Regions from separate parts of the Homo sapiens genome. Here region 1 is linked to region 2. Evidence: chromatin contacts called from ENCODE Hi-C or POLR2A ChIA-PET data. All regions are on one chromosome and are shown on one strand. The core of a region is the stretch at or near the end of the contact, and the rest is flanking DNA. Distances in the headings are between cores, read along the strand shown.

Region 1 (4,180 bases), core at 813-3,312, 290 kb after region 2:
ATTGGGATAAGATTTGTTTCTCCTTGGCAAATTCTTCTAACATTCTACAAGCAAAATGGGATTTCAAAGGCAAGAATTGCTCAGTGATGACAAACTTTTAATTACCTCACATACAAAAGATTGGCATGGTATTTATGATTTTTAATATAGTCATTAAAAAAGACTCCACAAGAATCTCTACTAAGCTGTGCTTGATTTGCCTGTACATTGGGTAGGATGCCTTTGAATGCAAGTTACAGAAAGCACAGGTCAGAATGGTTTAGGCCATTCTGGATAATTTGTTATCTTGCATAGGGTAAGTTGCAGGTTGGTTCCAAAATCAACATCCCAAGATATACAAGTGTCTCCCATTCTTTCCATTTTGCCCTTCTCAATGAGCTTTGTGCTTTCTCCTTGTGCCAAGATAGCAGCCAGATTTCTGACATCAAAATAGATATGACCTTGTCCAGCAGAAGAAAATTCTCCCTGTGTGTTGCTTTTTATTATTATGGAAAGATTTCTCAGAAACCCCTTCATTGACCTTCTGTCACATCTCATTGGCCAGCACTGGATCACAATCGCTTCCTAAATCAGTCAGTAGGGAGGTGAATGGGCTCACACTGACTACTTAGAGCTATAGATGAATCAACTCCTGGGTCAAGTGGGCAAGAGGTGGATCCCTGACCAAAATCTCACACACATGTACATACGTGCATGCCTATCCAATAATAGCCAACTGCTGAAGTGTGTGTACTCCACAGGCAGATGCTGATGCCAAGTTTGGGGTGCAAAATGTTATTAGGGTTCAATTCCTTTGAAGGGAAGGGAGAGAAAGCGGGGTTGGGTAGTGGAAGGAGTTGAACTGCAAGGTAGGCCTGAAAAAGTCTGGGCCATTTCTTGGCTTTGGAGGGTTCCGGGGCAAGTATTGCCTGCTTGTATCCTGCATTGGGTCGAAATGACCAGGACTTTATACCTAGGAGATGACTCATCAGATGTGGGCTGCTGGGAGAGGCAGCTCTCTGCAGCTGAGGCAGATTTGGAAGGCTACATTCCCCATAGCTGGGCAGAAGGTCCTGCCCTGCTGGGGGATCAGGGTGGTATACCCCCATGTATGTCATGCCAACCGTGTCTGTCACAGCCCAGTGTGCATAACTACATGAGTGTGAAAAATATATAACTGCATTTATTTAAAAGGATTTTATAGTCTCTTCTGGCCACTAGTCCAAACTCTCTCTTTCTCTATTCCCAGCCTCAATTTTTCCAGAGCAGCAGGGTTTTACTATATTATGTTTATGTATGGATTGTAGGTGGTTAGAGCTCAATCAGCTCTTGAAACTCACCTGTTCAATACGAGCATTAGTTAAGGAAGCCAGGGTCCATATGAGTTCTGGACCTCAACTTGAAATCTTTCATGTAGTAGGCATTCAATGAATACTTGTTAAATTGAATTAATCAAGGACACAGACTCAGGATTAGAACCTTGCTCTCCCAGCTTCTAGTCCAGTGTTCTGTGAACCTTGCTGTCTCTCTCTCTCTCTCTCTCTCTCTGTGTGTGTGTGTGTGTGTGTGTGTGAGAGAGAGAGAGAGAGAGAGAGAGAGAGAGAGAGGGACAGACAGACAAAGACAGAGAGTAAACTTTGGAATATCAAATAATTCTAGTAGTTTTGGTCCAGTGGTCTGGGATTTTACATTATCATGCATACTAGTAGGAAAACTCAGACAAATCAGAATTATTTCACTGGATAAACTAGAGGCAGATGTATCTGGCATTCACAATGGTTTTATTTTATGGGCTACATTGAGGGAACCACCTCAAACTTGGGTGGGGCAGTAGCTACTCAGCCCAGCCAAATATTGCCATGGGGCAATGCAGGCCCAAGATAGCCTGTATCCTCTGCTTCCTCAAGAGAAGCTGGAAATCTGAATTTTTAGGTGATATCTACAAAATTTTTAATGTTGTCTCAAAAATTTAAAATTGTCACGTTGGCCAACTCAAACATGCTAGTTTGAAAACTCTAATCCAGTGGCTCTCAACCAGGGGCAGTTTTGTTCCCCCGGAGACATTTGGTAATGTCTGGAGATATTTTTGGCTGTCACCAGGGGAGCCGGAATGCTACTGGCATCTAGAGGCCAGGGATGCTGGTAAACTCCCTACAATGCACGGGGCATTCCTCAACCAAAATGTCAATTGTGATGAGGCTGAGAAACCTTACTTTAGTCATATGTTAAAGTCAAAAACAGAAACTGCCTCTTTTTCACTGGGACCTCCTCTGTGAAAAGTGGCAGTTGGGGCCTGCCCCAAAACAGGAAAACTCAATTTCAGAGCTTCAAAAATCAACACTTTTAAAAATGGTTGCTGAGTTACAAATGGCCAAAAAGCATATGAAAAGATGCTCAACATCACTAACTACCAGAGAAATGCAAATCAAGACCACAACTGAGGCATTACCCAACCATTACAGTGGCTACTATAAACAACAACAATAACAGACAGTAAGTGTTGAAAGGGATGTGGAGAAGTTGGAACCCTGGGAATTGTTGGAGGATGTAGAATGGTGCCACTGCTATGGGAAACAGTATCATTGTTCCTCAAAAAAATTGAAACTAGGACTACCTTATGATCCAGAATCTCACTTCTGGGCCTATATCCAAAAGAATTAAAAGCAGGGTCTTGAAAAGGTATTTGCACACTCATGTTCATAGCAGGGTTATTTGCAAGAGCCAAGAGGTAGAAGCAACCTACATATTCATCAGTGGATGAATGGATAAACAAAATGTGGCATTTACATACAATGGAATATTATTCAGCCTTAAAAGGGAGAGGAATTCTGACACTTGGTGCAGCGTGGATGAACCTTGAAGACATTATGCTCTGTGAAACAAGCCAGACACAAAAGGAAAAACATTGTATAATTCTACTCACATGAGATATCTAAATTAGTCAAATCGTAGATAATAGGAAGTAGAAGGGTGGTTGCCAAGAGCTGGGGGAAGGGGCAAAAGAGAGTTATTTATAGTTATAGAGTTTCAGTTCTGCAAGATGAGAAAGTTCTGGAGATGTATCTCACAGCAATGTGAATATATTTAGTACTACTGAACTGTACACTTAAAAATGGTTAAGATGGTACACTTTATGTTATGTGGTTTTATTTTTACCACAATTAAAAAAATAGGTTACTGAGCTGAAAAATAGTTCACCAACAAATTCTAATCTCATTGTATGAGTTATGCCAAGGTATTTTGAAAAACAAACACAAAAACAGAAAGTGTCATTTGTAGAGAACCAAATCACAGTTTTCCGTGCATTTGAGGAGAGAAATAGCTAAACCACCAGAACTGTGACTGAGTGATAGGTGACTAAAATGATAAGCATTGCATCAGGGCTTCAATCCTCCTACACCCCTAGGGCTCAGTGTCCTTATGTGATCAGATCACTAAGGACTCACCAAGGTTCACAGCTGGTGGGATAAGAGCTGGTGAGGTGGGGCCAGGCATGGTGGCTCACACCTGTGATCCCAGCACTTTTGGGAGGCTGAGGTGGGTGGATCACCTGAGGTTGGGAGTTTGAGACCAGCCTGACCAACATGGAGAAACTCTGTCTCTACTCAAAATACAAAATTAGTCGGGTGTGGTGGTGCATGCCTGTAATCCCAGCTACTCGGGAGGCTGAGGCAGGAGAATCACTTGAATCTGGGAGACAGAGGTTGTGGTGAGCAGAGATGGCGCCACTGCACTCCAGCCTGGGCCACAAGAGCGAAATTCTGTCAAAAAAAAAAAAAAAAAAAAAGAGCTGGTGGGGTGGGTTCCCTCCTATGGTAAGGGAAACCATCACTGCTGAAAATTTTTCCCTGTTCTACCAATTATGACACTATGCTCTGAGGCTTCCAGAAGTTGCCTTTTGATATAAAAACTGAGATTTTAGAATTCCAAAATTTATCTCTCAAAAAAGTCTCTGCTATGTGTCTACAGTACACATTCTGAAATCAATTGCATTTTTCATCCTGGACTATGTAGGCAGGCCTGCTTAGAAGGCAATGGTCTGTTGCCCAAAGTGAGGGGAGAGGGAAGGGGATGAGGAGGGTGGAGGGGAGAGGAGGATCTGATGCCATCCTGATGCTCACACTGCTTCTTGCACTCCATTGCAGGCTTCTCGCAGGCAGGCTCTATGTCTTCATCTTACACACCAGGGCTAGGCTGGCAC
Region 2 (3,865 bases), core at 1,291-3,790:
GTACAAGCAGATCCCACAGGCACCCAGTATGCCACCTGATATGGTTTGGCTGTGTCCCCAACCAAAACTCATCATGAATTTGTGGGAGGGACCTGCTGGGAGGTAAGTGAATCATTGGGGCAAGTCTTTCCCGTGCTGTCCTCGGGATAGTGAATAAGTCTCAGATCTGATGGTTTTAAAAAGAGGTGTTCCCCTGCACAAGCTCTTTTTTTGCCTGCCACCATCCGCGTAAGATGTGACTTGCTCCTTCTTGCCTTCCGCCATGATTGTGAGGCCTCCCCAGCCATGCGGAACTGTAAGTCCAATTAAATCTCTTTCTTTTGAAAATTGCCCGGTCTCCGGTATGTCTTTATCAGCAGCGAGAAAATAGACTAATACTCCCACCTGAGACACAACGGAGCAGGCCAGGCGACCCCAGGTGGTGGTCATACTCCACAACCCTCTGGGCCCAGGGGCTATCCAGGGGCCTTGTTAGATGCAGCTGGCAACCATCTTTAAAACCAGGACCCCCAGAATCCCTACCCTTCCTTCTGCTTGCTTAGAGTGACATATCTCTCCACCCTCTACCATTCCCCAACTAAACAGATGAAAAGAAAAGGCTTTTTCTGATCTCTAGATGCTCTCTTTCTTGCAAATCTACAGGAACTTTCCTTTGGCTACTGTTTCTTACTTGTATATTCCCCTCATCTCATTTGCTTATATATATATTTTTAAATGTATTTATTTATGTATTTGGGACAGGATTTTGCTTTGTCACCCAAGCTGGAGTGCCGTGGCATGAACACAGCTCAAGTGATCCCCCTGCTTCAGCCTCCTGAGTAGCCGGGACAATAGGTGTGCACCACCACCCCTGGCTAATTTTTGTATTTTTTGTAGAGACGGGGGTCTTGCCAAGTTGCCCAGGCTGGTCTTGAACTCCTGGGCTCAAGTGATCCTCCTGCTTTGGCCTCCCAATATGCTGGGATTACTGCCATGAGCCACCATACCCTGACTTATCTATCACTTTACATGTTTTTGTTAGCTATCATAAATCATTTTAGGGACAAGGGCAAAACAAATAGACTTACAAAAGTTCTTTTTATCCTCCTCTCATTTATAAAGTAGTACATACTTAGAAAAAAAGCACTACAAGAATTTAGGAAAAACACACCCATATTTCCATTATGCAACATAAGCATTGTTAGTTTTTACACCTTGGTCCACATGTGCAGCATCCCTCTGGAGACCCAACCCTCCTGGATGTTTCTCTACTTGGGTTTGGTCTATGCCATGCATGGCTGATGCCTGCTTCTGATCCCCCAAGCCATGGTGACTAATTTCAATATGAACACACGGTGCTCTCCGAAGCAATATAGAGAGACTTTTGACAGAGCGGTCAGAAAAGCAGCTGTCTCCATTTCTGTAATCAAGATCTAAGGGTCCTATAAGCCTTGAATCCTGGCACGGGTGTGGGGAAAGGACTTGTCTGAGGATGGGAGCAAGAGAAGCCACCCTTAGTCCCTTTGAGCTGCTGGATCCAGCCAAGCCTGAATCCTGACCACTCGAGGATGTCCCAATGATGACACCAATTCTCTTTTGTGACTTAAGCCAGAATACACTGGGTTTGTCACTTGGGTGCACTTTCCCTTCACTATGGATTCCTTCCAAAGCAGTCCCACAGGCACCACACTCCTGGCTTCTCTCTACCCCTTACTCCTCCCCAGGTTCCCTCCTCTTCCTCACAAACAACTCTTCTTGGTGTCATATGTGTGAGTGCTTATGGTGTGCCAGGCCCTGAGCTACTTGTGGACACGGTTCCTCAGCATGGCCAGCAGGTCACAGGTAAAACACTATCTCCATGTCACACACTGGCACTAAGGGACTCTGAGAGATGGTGAATCCAGGCCATGGCAGCACAGTCACTGGCAGAGCTGGGACTGAAATGCAGCCTCCCTGACCACAAAGCCCAGGGAGATTTCTAATAGGCCCCACACACTGCTGCCTCTCACAGCCAGGTAAGTCCACTTCCAGCTCCTATGCTAAGAGGTATTTTGTTGAGATTAACACAAAACACAACTTCTCCAAGTCACAAGGTACACCCTGCTGTATACAAACCCAGGAGATGAGGAGATGATGTCTCACAGTACAAAGGTTACTACAGATCTCAATAAATACCTCTCAAATGAGTAATCAGGGCCTTTCAGTGTGATTCAAATCTCAAGAGTTAAATTCTTATCCAACAGCCACGTTACAGTCATCTATTAGGTTAGAAGTTAGCCTTGTGTTGAACATTGTAATAAGCTCTCAGTACTTAGTTCTCAGAAGCCCATTTAACACACCACGGTCACCACTGTGTTAGTCATCTGTTCACCCTAACTCAGCCTATTTTCTGTGACCCACTTTTGGGTTAACAATGTGTAGAAAGTCCTTCTGAGAAATGAGGCACATCCGGCTTTTCCTAGGACTCATTAGTCGATCAGAAATGCTACCTTCCGATATTCCCATCCCACCTCCCCAGCCCTCTCTCCCTGCACAGTCCAGTGCAAAGCTCCCCAGACATTTGTCAGAGGATGTGAGACTGAGAAAGGCCTTATCTGATGACGAATTTCTACAGTGAAGCAAGAAGGCCAGAAGACCTCGAGAGGCATGTCCACAGTCTACTGCCTCCTGAGGGCAGAGCTGAGGTTGCGTCCTAGCCGAGCCTGCAGTCTTCCAGGCCCAGCTGTTCAGGGTTGTCTGAACTCCCAGAAGATTCCATTGGAAGCCAAGGCTATTTCAGATGGATACTAACAGATGATTCTTACAAAGCAGCTAGTGTGACCTACAAACAAAAGGAATGTACTACCAGGGCATCTCCAAGAAAGGCAAAGGGGAAAAAAAATCTCCTTTTACCCTCATGCACCTCTGAACTGGCTCTCCTATAACTCTGCCCTGGTTTCCGTGGGCTGCAGAAAAGCAGCCCACCTGAGGTATGCACATACCTAATACACAAGCAAGATTCTTAAACATCTCTCTGTTATTTCTGTGCACAAGCTACTGACACCTACCAACCTACCAATCTGAAAGCTGTCACCTTCAATGAAAAAGTTGGCAATCACATGCTCCCAACTGTATCTACACTCCCCTTGCTCTCCAGTGGGGGTCTAAGAACTGTTAGGGCTTTGAAGAACAAAAGCAGAGGTCCCCTGTGACTACTCTGTGCTCGGGGACTTCAGGCTCCTAGAAGGCATGACTGCAGCATCCTGAGAGAGCAGGTCAGAGTGGGCGTTTAATGTCTCCTGCTGTGGACACTGAGGCTGGCATTGCCATCTGGCCCCAGCTGACACTGGGAGGTCTTGTGCACTATGATGCAGGGAGCACAGCCCTTGCCACCTGCAAATGTACCCTCTAAAAACACTCTTGCCTTTGGGTTTGACTCTGACTCAATGTCAATGCCTGTTGCTAAAAAGATGTCCAGCTGGGTGCAGCTGCTCATGCCTGTAATCCCAGCGCTTTGGGAGGCTGAGGTAGGAGGATCGCTTGAAGTCAAGAGTTCGAGACCAGCCTGGGCAACAAATCAAGACCCTGTCTAAAAAAAAAAAAAAAAAAAAAAAAAAGATGTCCAATTAAGAAGTGTGCAACCTAATATGAGGCACTGAACAACAGAAACGAGGGGAGTATTACAATGCTAAAAACAACAGGGTCTCAGCTCAGGCAGATTAGATTTGAATCATTCTCTGCTAATTATAAGATGATTTTGGTCAAGTTAATCTCTAACTCCAGTGTTTACATCTGTAAAATTGGGCCAAAATCTTCCTTGGGGTTATGGCAAAAATAAAATGGGATTTAAAATTTCTATTTTGCTATACATTTTTTTGAGACAGAGCCTTGATCTGTCACCCAGGCT

The links. Hi-C counts contacts between places; a loop is a spot of excess contacts on that map. ChIA-PET counts read pairs that join two places held with the same protein, here RNA polymerase II (POLR2A). Pooled maps may share reads with other maps.
Region 1: a pooled map shows a loop between it and region 2 (11-fold over the local background). The contact joins two enhancer-like sites. A Hi-C loop is called at or near these places in 7 of 37 single-sample maps with no recorded cell type and 8 of 50 pooled maps. POLR2A ChIA-PET finds 5 or more read pairs at or near these places in 2 of 52 experiments (A549 and OCI-LY7).

What each region holds. Positions count from the first base shown.
Region 1 is chr2:65,603,454-65,607,633 of GRCh38, forward strand. No RefSeq gene overlaps it. Among named protein-coding and RNA genes, the nearest start is that of LINC03050, 3.2 kb to the left of the region's middle. RefSeq lists an enhancer at 2,774-3,253. Within about 2 kb of position 2,063, at least 4 of the 41 ENCODE cell types and tissues checked have a DNase peak (open chromatin) inside an H3K27ac peak, as active enhancers do.
Region 2 is chr2:65,317,956-65,321,820 of GRCh38, forward strand. All of the region lies in intron 4 of SPRED2 (sprouty related EVH1 domain containing 2), which reads right to left. Among named protein-coding and RNA genes, the nearest start is that of ACTR2, 92 kb to the left of the region's middle. Within about 2 kb of position 2,541, at least 8 of the 41 ENCODE cell types and tissues checked have a DNase peak (open chromatin) inside an H3K27ac peak, as active enhancers do.